2 separate regions of the Homo sapiens genome follow, and region 2 is linked to region 1. The links are chromatin loops, found by intact Hi-C in ENCODE. Cell type or tissue: IMR-90. All regions are shown on one strand. Each heading gives the region's core, and the rest is flanking DNA. Links, peaks and the distances in the headings are about the cores only. Region 1 has its middle 180 kb from the start of PRKD1. Region 2 has its middle 270 kb from the start of PRKD1.

The links. Peaks named below come from ENCODE experiments on the same cell type or tissue, not always from the same donor. Only the 100,000 strongest peaks of a DNase experiment are listed, where the experiment ranks them.
Region 2: it touches region 1 in a loop (4-fold over the local background); 1 of 110 quality-filtered maps calls a loop at or near these places.

What each region holds. Positions count from the first base shown.
Region 1 is chr14:30,106,795-30,112,180 of GRCh38, reverse strand. No RefSeq gene overlaps it. Among named protein-coding and RNA genes, the nearest start is that of PRKD1, 180 kb to the right of the region's middle. In IMR-90, for the core only: no CTCF peak of the experiment used is centred there; a DNase peak (open chromatin) is centred at 2,680; H3K27ac peaks cover 202 bases.
Region 2 is chr14:30,190,779-30,196,164 of GRCh38, reverse strand. No RefSeq gene overlaps it. Among named protein-coding and RNA genes, the nearest start is that of PRKD1, 270 kb to the right of the region's middle. In IMR-90, for the core only: no CTCF peak of the experiment used is centred there; DNase peaks (open chromatin) are centred at 1,214 and 2,194; H3K4me3 peaks cover 197 bases; H3K27ac peaks cover 3,510 bases.

The DNA of each region.
Region 1 (5,386 bases), core at 330-5,329:
TATACAATTTATATATATATATATATATATAAAAGCAAACCCTATCGAGAGATTAAGATGTTTCTAATTTTTACTCTTAAAAACAATGCTACAGTAAATATCCTTTTAACTTGTTGATTATTTCTTTATAATAAATTTCTAGAATTTGTGGTTTTAAGTCAGAGTGTGCATACTTAAATATTTGAATCATTACATAGTTGCTCACCAGAAGAGGTGGGCCAATTTATACTAATGTATACTGGGCATAAAAGTGCTTGTTTCCCCATATCCTCTCCAATATTTGATACTATTTATCTTTTAATTCTTTCTCAACCTGCCTGGGGAAGCATTGATCACTCATAGTTGGTTTTTTTTTTTTATTTATTGATTTTTAACAATCTGGAGCATCTTTTCATTTGTTTATTGGTCATTTATTTCTGAGTTCTCTGTGTATGTAATTCGCCCATTGTTATACTGGGTTGTTAATGTTTTTCTTATTGATTAATAAGGATGGTTCATATAATAAGGAGATTAACATTTTGAGCCTTATGTGTGCTACAAAAAGAATTCACCAGTTTGCTCTTTGCTTGTTTTTGACTTTTGTATGTTTTGACATGGAGAAGCTTTTGCTTTTTAAAAATAGTTTATTGTAAATCTTTCCTGTTATTGCTTCTGAATTTGGAGTTATGCTCAAAAAGACATTTACCACCCTGAGACATAAAAATATTCTCTCATATTTACTTGTGGTTCTTATAGCATTTACTTTTTACATTTTGAATCTATATTTTAGAAAAGTTTTTAGAATTTTGCATTTATTAGTACAAACTTACATGCCCCATTTTTCTCTAGTTTTAATCTCCCATAATGTGGGGTTTAACTTATGCATTTGTTTTTTCTCCTTTGTTCTTTACCAGTTTCTTCAATGATTGTACCAGACAGAAACTGCTTGCCCTAAAACATGGACTGAGGGGTTACCAGATGGTTTTCTTATGGGTGCAGTAGACAGAACCACGGTTGCAGGTGGACTTTTCATCAAATGTGCTAGATAGAAGGGGGGCAGTGGTGCTCTAGTGGATAGGAATAAATTCTCATCTCTTTGGCTCAACCTATTGATAGGACCCCTCTATAATTATCTGTGGTGGAAGAAATATGCATATTTAGCACGTGGCTATAGGTGTTGTTTGAGTTACCTTATTGAGAAATTTGGAGACAGGTAGATTCAATGTAGACTTAGGTTATCACATTGATTCCAAAAACCAATAAACATAAATTACAAGTGCTAACATCAGAAATATTTTTGGTTATAAGAAATTTAAACACACAAGGTTATCCCATTCTGCAACAGTTTCATTTATTATGTTGTCTATTGTAGTATGTGTTTATATTTGTTGTGTTTTTAATCAAGTATCTATAAAAATATGAATTATTCTAAATCAAAAATCTAAATCATTAAAGCGTTAAATAGCAACTAGCTAAAGAAAATGCCATATGTAAGATATAGATAAATAAGATAGATAGATTCATTCTAAATGAGTTTTGTCCCCTTTTGTCTTCCTTTTGCAATAGAGATATCAATGGGAAAAAACAAAGAAATTTTTTAAAAAAAGAATGGAAATTGAATGTGCTTTCAAATTCCTGGTGCTGGACCATATTTTTAAAACAAGATTCCCTATAATCTTGTTAGATATTAAACCACCAAATAAGACCTACTTCAAAGTTTATTTTCTGTTCCCAGATAATGAAGCCATTTTTTTTTCCAAAGAAAAAAAGTAATGAAAGTAAGAGACACTCCCCTTTGCATGATTCTGCAGAAGCTGAATTTGTTACTAACTGCAACTTCCAGGTACTTTGCAGGTAACTAAGCCAAGAATGTGTGCACAGTCAGTTCAGTGGCTTGACCCTGAAAAACAAGGGTCTCCAGTTAGATCCTAATGAGAAGAAAATTCATAGAAAAAAAAGAAAGAAGACCATAAAGAAACATGACGGCACTTTCAGTCAATTAGGAGAAAAACCTGAGGTTTTGTGTCAGGATGACAATGGGCACCCTTGGTATAAAATATGATTATATCCGTTGTTTCAGACCAGCTAGCAATTCTTATCCCTGACTGGTACCTAAATGCAGATTAAAGCTGCCTTCCTTGGAAGATATTAATACTGGCACTTGTTCTCTAAATTCTTTCTCTTTCAGCCTCAAAGTTCAATTCAAACACCATTTATGTTTTCTTTCTAAAACCAATCTTTCTGCTTTCACTCATGCTATCAACTATAGCTTCTTGTCAGTTTGGGGACTGCGTTAAAGCTATTCCTGCTATTCTTTGATTATACTCAAAGGGAAGTCAAACTATACCGAATAACGAATAGAAAGTGTAAAAGAGTTTATATAAAAATTGGCTCTTCTAAGGAAATAAACTGGGTCTCCTTAAATCATACTTGACAAGCTTAAGAAATTGTTTTTTTCTGAAAAATTATATTGGTCATTATCCTGATGTTTAGTGAAAGATAGACATGTACTGTGTCTGATTAAACACAAACTCTTGGGATCTCAGCTGGGCTTGTAGCATAAAAGAGAATTGAATAATAGCTTATGAATTCATTAGAAATGACAGCAATATTTCAAACATCTCATCTGTTGTATTGATGAGTCACATTAGTAGAATGAAAACTTTCACCACTTTGTATACAAAACCTAGGAAGGCATCATACAGCAGCAATTCATAACATGTACACACTCATCATCTGGTTTGTAAACCATTAGGTTTGGCCCTGAATACACTGTTGGAGAGATGCTTTCAGCCTCTTAGGTTTTAAACAACAGTTTTCACTTGCCAAAATTCTCACTTCATTATTATGAGCATAAAATGAAGTGGTAGCAGCTGGCTCAGGTAAGCTAGCAATTCTCATCTACACTTAACAGCAAATCCTAAATTACAAACCATTTTCTTAGAAAAGTAGAATACTTACATTGGTGCTTTGAAGTCCTTTTCTGGTTTCAATTTCAAAATATTGCTCAAACGACATTCTTAAATTTCCAAACTATCCAACCACAGAAATACCCAAACTCAAGCAATGTACAAATTATTTATTTGGCTACCGTCTTGTACAGAATCCAAAACTTAGAATGTTCAGAAACATCTATTTAATAATGATGGTTTGTCTGAAGTTAAGGGCAAAGCCAGGAAAACCAAGAGCCTAACACCTGAGGAAAGGGGCACACAGTACCAGGAATGGACTACAAATCCACCCTGGAATCTGGCATGCTGGGGAGTCCAGGGAAGACAAGACTAAAGGGTGTCCTCTCACATATTGCCTTTTCTTTAAGCCAGATCGCTGTAGAAAACGTGGCTCAGGAAAACAAGAGTAGTATGCACTTTAATAAAATTTTTTTAAAATTTGACTTTCTTTTCTTTATTATTACACTTTAAGTTCTAGGGTACATGTGCACAACGTGCAGGTTTGTTACATATGTATACATGTGCCATGTGGGTGTGCTGCACCCGTTAACTCGTCATTTACATTAGGTATATCTCCTAATGCTATCCCTCCCCATCCCCTCACCCCACGACAGGCCCCACTGTGTGATGTTCCCCACCCTGTGTCCAAGTGTTCTCATTGTTCAATTCCCACCTATGAGTGAGAACATGCGGTGTTTGGTTTTCTGTCCTTGCGATAGTTTGCTCAGAATGATGGTTTCCAGCTTCATCCATGTCCCTACAAAGGACATGAACTCACTTTCAGGTACACCAATGAGATGTAGATTTGATCTTTTCACATAGTCCCATATTTCTTGGAGTCTTTGTTTGTTTCTTTTTACTCTTTTTTCTCTAAACTTCTCTTCTTGCTTCATTTCATTCATTCGATCTTCAATCGTTGATACCCTTTCTTCCCCTTGATCAAATCAGCTACTGAAGCTCGTGCATGTGTCATGTAGTTCTCGTGCCACGGTTTTCAGCTCCATCAGGTCATTTAAGGTCTTCTCTACACTGTTTATTCTAGTTAGCCATTCGTCTAATCTTCTTTCAAGGTTTTTAGCTTCTTTGCGATGGGTTTGAACATCCTCCTTTAGCTAGGAGAAGTTTGTTATTACCAATCGTCTGAAGCCTTCTTCTCTCAACTCGTCAAAGTCATTCTCTGTCCAGCTTTGTTCCATTGCCAGCGAGCAGCTGCATTCCTTTGGAGGAGAAGAGGCGCTCTGATTTTTAGAATTTTCAGCTTTTCTGCTCTGGTTTCTCCCCATCTTTGTGGTTTTGTCTACCTTTGGTCTTTGATGATGGTGACGTACAGATGGGGTTTTGGTGTTGATGTCCTTTCTGTTTGTTAGTTTTCCTTCTAACAGTCAGGACCCTCATCTGCAGGTCTGTTGGAGTTTGCTGGAGGTCCACTCCAGACCCTGTTTGCCTGGGTATCACCAGCAGAGGCTGCAGAATAGCAAATATTGCAGAACAACAAGTGTAGCTGCCTGATCCTTCCTCTGGAAGCTTCATCTCAGAGAGGCACCTGGCTGTATGAGGTGTCAGTCAGCCCCTACTGGGAGGTGTCTCCCAGTTAGGCTACTTGGGGGTCAGGGACCCACTTGAGGAACAATCTGTCCATTCTCAGATCTCAAACTCCGTGCTGGGAGAGCCACTGCTCTCTTCAAAGCTGTCAGACAGGGACATTTAAGTCTGCAGAAGTTTCTGCTGCCTTTTGTTTGGCTATGCCCTGCCCCCAGAGGTGGAGTCTACAGAGGCAGGCAGGCCTCCTTGAGCTGCAGTGGGAGCCACCCAGTTTGAGCTTCCCGGCCACTTTGTTTACCAACTCAAGCCTCAGCAATGGCAGACACCCCTCCCCCACCCTCGCTGCTGCCTTGCAGTTCGATCTCAGACTGCTGTGCTAGCAGTGAGTGAGGCTCTGTGGGCATGGGACTCTCCGAGCCATGCGCGGGATATAATCTCCTGGTGTGCCGTTTCCTAAGACAGTTGGAAAAGCACAGTATTAAAGTGGGAGTGTCCCGATTTTCCAGGTACTGTCTGTCACGGCTTCCCTTTCCTAGGAAAGGGAATTACCCAACCCCTTGTGCTTCCCCAGTGAGGCGATGCCCCACCCTGCTTCAGTTCACGCTCCGTGGGCTGCACCCACTGTCTGACAAGCCCCAGTGAGATGAACCTGGTACCTCAGTTGGAAATCCAGAAATCACCCATCTTCTGTGTCACTCACGCTGGGAGCTGTAGACTGGAGCTGTTCCTATTTGGCCATCTTGGAACCTCTCCCTAAAAAATTTAACAGGATATTAGAATTGGCCTTAGAGATAGCTGATCATGGTCCACTCAAACCAAAAAGTAAGACAAAATTATCTAAAAAGTATGCTAAAAAGATAGGTTCGAATTGAGGGATTCATAATTGGAATTTTTAATATGATGAATGTTGGGCC
Region 2 (5,386 bases), core at 299-5,298, 84 kb before region 1:
AAGAAATAGGAACTGGCTTGCTAATGAGGCAATGACTTCCCACCACAGCATAAGGGGAGGTTTGTGAAGAAGCGGGTCATGTAAGGCAAAGCTTTGCTAATGCAAATTGATTCCTGGAGGGCTTCCAGGTCACAGAGGGCTGGGTGATTATGGCTACTGTTGGAATAGTTTTAGATAATTAATGGTAACCATTAGACACTGAAAGTTATTTGGCTTTTGGACATTTCTCCAGCGTGTGCTTATGGCATATTTCAATAATAGTCCAAAATAAAATAGAACTCATTTAATTCACATTAGCTTGCTGAAGAATGCCATGTCTAATAGCTGTGACTTTCTTTGTGCAGTGATTTTGATAGAAGTGAACACTGTACTTTATTCCATGCATTAAGGTGGATGGTACTTTGAGTTTCTAATCTAGGAATTGATTAATCAATTGATTGGTTGACTGATTGATTCATTCATTCACCTAACCTATTTATTGAGTAAGGGAAAAAGATACTGGTGAGTGAAATTGGCTTGGGTAGTTTAACTTCACCAGAAATCTCTAGCAGGTCATGATCCAGAAACCATTGATATCAACATCTGAGATTGTTCTGAATGACTGGGCCAGAAGCCTTTTTAATATAGTCTTAGAGGAATAATGATCATTTATCACCATAAAACAATCTAGCTTTGCTTTTACTAGCCAGATGTCATACTTCTTTATTTTTCTTAAGCATAATCTTTCTCTTTATTTTCATAATTGAATCCGCTCATGAACATTTATGGCCTTTTCCATTTAGTTGCCTGTCCTAGAACAGGTTCTGCAAAGATAGCCCTGCATCTTTGAGTACAGTAAGGCAACCAAGTCACCATTAGTACCTGTTACATAATGGCTACCATTTAGTAGTTACACTAAAGGCATATAAAATGCTTCTCAAACATTATCTAATCTAATTCTCACTATAGCCCTGTGTTAGACATTCTTATTTCTATGTAAAAAATGAAGCACCCAGGGTTTAGAGTTTAAATAACTTACTTAAAGCCTTCCTGATGAAAGTGGAAGTGTGGAGCTTTGAAATACAGGCCTCTGTGGCTCCAAAGTCTCTGTCCTTCAAACTGTACTGGTTTTTACCACACAGAATAAGTACTTTGAAATTCATTTCATTTTGCCTCCTTTTAAGGTAATAGCCATTTTATTTCTTCTGGCTGACTTTCTGCAATTACTTTCCAGTGCAATGACTCATTGATAAATCTCTGCTTTGGAATTCTTTCTTTGTAGATGTTGTATCTCTGGGTAGTGGCCTCCTGCCCGCACCCCCCCCGCTTTTTTTTTTTATTCAAGAGCAGACACAGAGTCTCTTCCCTTATGTCTCCACCTCCCTCAGCACTTTCTCTGCTAATCTTCCCTGTCAAAGTCTCATTCTCCTTACTGACTTATCATCTCTATCCCTTATTTTTGTATGACTGGAAAGAAATGTGCTAAGAATACATTTTTATAAATTGGAAAAAAGTATTTTTGGATACGAATAGGTGAAGAGTTGGTAGGAAAATATAGCCATATTTGTAGTCTAACTGCCTATAGAAAATCCACGTGTGTTTACTGTCTTTGCATGTTTCCAATGCTCATGGACGTGTGTCAGAACTAGGCACTGTTTTGTTATATTATCCAGATTTAAATGCTGCACAGGAATTCAAGAACCAGGTGGAGACTTAATTAAGTCATTGGATGCAAGAAATAGTTTCCATCCATTTGGTCTTTGCACTTGATGTTGAAGATATGTACTTGAGAATATTGTATAACTTACAGGCCCAAATAATATTCTAAAGATAGGAAACTTGGTGGTACATGCCATCTAAATGCACAGGATAAAGGCGATGTAAGTAAAACCACTCAACAGCTGCTACAAGTGTGCTGCTATAAAAAAGCTCTGTTACAAGATGTCATTAGAATGCAGGGCTCATCCCAAGTAACATATATCATCACGCCTCTTGTCTTAGGGTTTCTTTCTTTTCTTTCCTCATGCTAGATGAGTGTAAATAATTTCATTCCTATTTTTTATATAAATAAACTCTGAAACAAAACTTGGTTCTGAGACCAGAAAAGAGCCAGTTAGATTCCAGTTTTCCTTTTTATTGTGAAATAATGACATTTTTAGGCTATGACATTTCAGCAATGTTTTAGGAATCTTTATTGCTTAATTGGAACATACTAAATAGATGAGGAGGCTCTGGGAGAGACGTTTCTCTACACATTCTTTTAGCTGATATGCATTGAATTGGCACACTCCGTCTCCTCTGCTTATGATGTGGACATTAGCTTCTCTCTCTTCTAAATCTCCCATTCATGGCTTCCTGTTTGGCCCCACTCTTGCTGCCCCGGTCTCTCGGTCTCTCATTATCGCAGTCTCAGCAGTCACTTAACTCTACCCTTGCCTCAAGTCAGGCTCATCTTCAACCCATCTTCCCTAAGATTTCTAGAGTGAGGGTGTAATATCACTCTCACTTTAAAAAGGGCAGTGGCAATCTAAAGTCTACTATATAAAATTTAAAATCTATATCAGAACATACAAAGTACTTTATAATCAAGCCCCAGTTTAATTTTCAAGTGTTATCTCCTGAATACTCCACCATCTTCTCACTACATTATATATCCTATATTTTAGCCAAAACAGGCCACTGGACATTTTCTGAATGTGCCACATTTCTTCACTGCTATTGGTTTTGGTACTTGCTATTCTTCACGTAATGACATTTTCCTCCATTGTCAGGTTGGGGAGATGTTCATCATTTATATCTTGTTTCCGATGTCAACTCCTCTCTGAAATATGCCATGTTAGCCCTTGGAGAATTAGGTGGCGACTTATATAGCATCTACTTTTGTGTTCATCTCCTCTAATGTTGATTGGGTAAGTTTGTTTATTCATGTGACTATAAATTCCTTGAGGATGGAGTTTGGATTCTTTCACTTTTGAATCCACAAAACCTTTTTTTTTTATGGGAAACTGTTGGTGCCTTTTTAATAAGTTGTGGTGAGGAGAGTTCAAATTACAGCATAACAGAATTCGTTTAGTGAATTAGCACAGTCTGTAGTTAGCATATCATATAGCAGTATTATTCAGTTAAGGAAAAATACAGTTGAAACACATTACATTTTAATTCCCTGTGAGTAAAGTGATAAGTAAATGTCAAATCATCATTGGGAGAACATGGAAATAGTCAAGCATAACGAACCTACAGAAAGATAATTATCTCCAAATTTAGGAAGCACATTGACCTACCTACCCACCTCTTTCAGCACAGTGTCTGTAACATAAAAGGTACTCAATACACATTTTCTAAATGAAAATAATAATTTTGAACTCACCTGAAAAGTAATATAAACTTAATTCAGCTTGTGTATGATGTTACAATACTATAGTAAGTACAGAGTTTGAAGTAACTCATGCCTTCCCAAACAGAAACATGAAAATACCTGTCATGTATATGCTGGCCTCTATACTTCAACTCAGAAGGCAAAGGCACATAATGGCTATTTGTCCGACATTTAGTAATACTAATATTGATCAGAGGGTTCCAATAGCGAAAAACCTAAAGCTTCCATTTTAAGTTCTCCATCAAACTTTCTTCTAAGGGGTTTATGTATTGGTGATTGTTGCCTAATTCAATTATCTTATTAGCAGTTTCAGAATAATGATTTTTAAAAATTCTGTCATTTATTTTAAATTTATTAGCTGGAATTATTTCAAAAGCAAGCAAACAAAAATCTTTTGCTGATCAAATATGGTTATTGGGTTATCCTTATATACAGTTCATACAGGAAAGGCAAAACTTATTGCCAAATTTCAGAGTAAAGAATTGGTACCCTAGTTACTTTCAATGGTGTTCAGCAATATATTAATATATGTGCTTTTGAGTTTATTCCTGTTATTTAGTATCATGCATTGTCCTTCTGGATTAGGATTTATAAAACATTGTCCTTTGTCCTTCAAGATTCCTAAAACATTGTTTGAAAAGTCATAGCCTAAAAATGTCATTATTTCACAATCAAAAAGAGAATTGGAGTCTAACTGGCTCTTCTCTGGTCTCGGAACCAAGTTTTGTTTCAGAGTTGACTTATATAAACATAGGAATGAGATTATTTATGCTCATCGAGCATGAGGAAAGAAAAGAAAGTACCACTATCCATCCATTCTGGCCATAAAAAATGCTCTGTCTCTGATTCATGTCACCCCTTTAATATCAAGGAATTGTGTAATAATCTTCAACACAAGTCTATGATTGATTTCTTATACCAATCAGCCTGTCAACTTCAGCAAGGTAAGAACCAATTATCTTAACAGCTGGCACCAAAATTCCTCTGAGGGAGAGATCAATCTTTGCTTGGGAAACTATCTTGATAAATTGCTTGGAATAGAAGAGGACACAGAGGGGGTGGAAGAGAGAAGAGAAAAAGAAGCTAGGTAATATGATGAGAACCTGGAGCCCAAGTGAATAAAATTAGCTGAGGGATTTTTTTTTTTTTTTGTAAAGAAAGAACAGGGATATCTAATGTTTAATATTACATTGTTTGTGGCAGAAATTATTGCCACTTCTCCCAAAACTTCAGTGACACATACTATATAACATACTTGAAAGCCTGATATAAGGGCATAAAATGTTTAATGTATGTTAGGAGAGGGAAAACCAAGAAAAGAGGTTGAGTTCCTTATCTGTGTCAATCTGATGCAAACAGAGACCATACAAGTGGAAAAGTAAGACAGTAAGTTGGATTAATCAAGCAGAGAAAGGAGTTGAAAGCCATAGCTGGGTCTGCAAACTGAAGCCTTCTCTAAATTCTCAGAAATTCTGGAAGAAAATGTTGGAAATTCCTCAGGAAATGGAAAGGTGAGTTGAGCCAATCATTTGTAAACCTTAGGCCACAAGCTAACACAACTGATACAGAGAAATTGTATGAAATATATCTCAAATGCTTATAGCAGCATGTACTGATTGTCCTTTTCACCCTCTTCTGGCATAGGCTAAAACTTCTCCCTCTGCTTCCGCTTTGGTAATGGCTTCCTTAGTTGTTCCTTTGCTTCTTAGCTCTGAGTTCAGTCATCTATCTCCACTTGGAACTTGATGCTACCTTTCCTGCCAGGCCTCTGGATCATGCCAATTTTCATTTGGAAAAATGGCTTCTATCTCACAGTGCATGGAGTCTCAGAGTTTAGGCTCAGGGTTTTATGCTCTTTACAGGATGCCTCTCAAAAGATGGACCAGTTCACTGCCTTGATTCCTACCCACGCTGCTGGCTGATCTGACTATTCCAGGAGCAGCGAGTTTGAAGTTCTCTTTTGTGTTCATCTTATTCCCACTTTTAAGTCTTTTGCAAGCATGTGCTTCATGTCTGAAATTTCCTTTCACT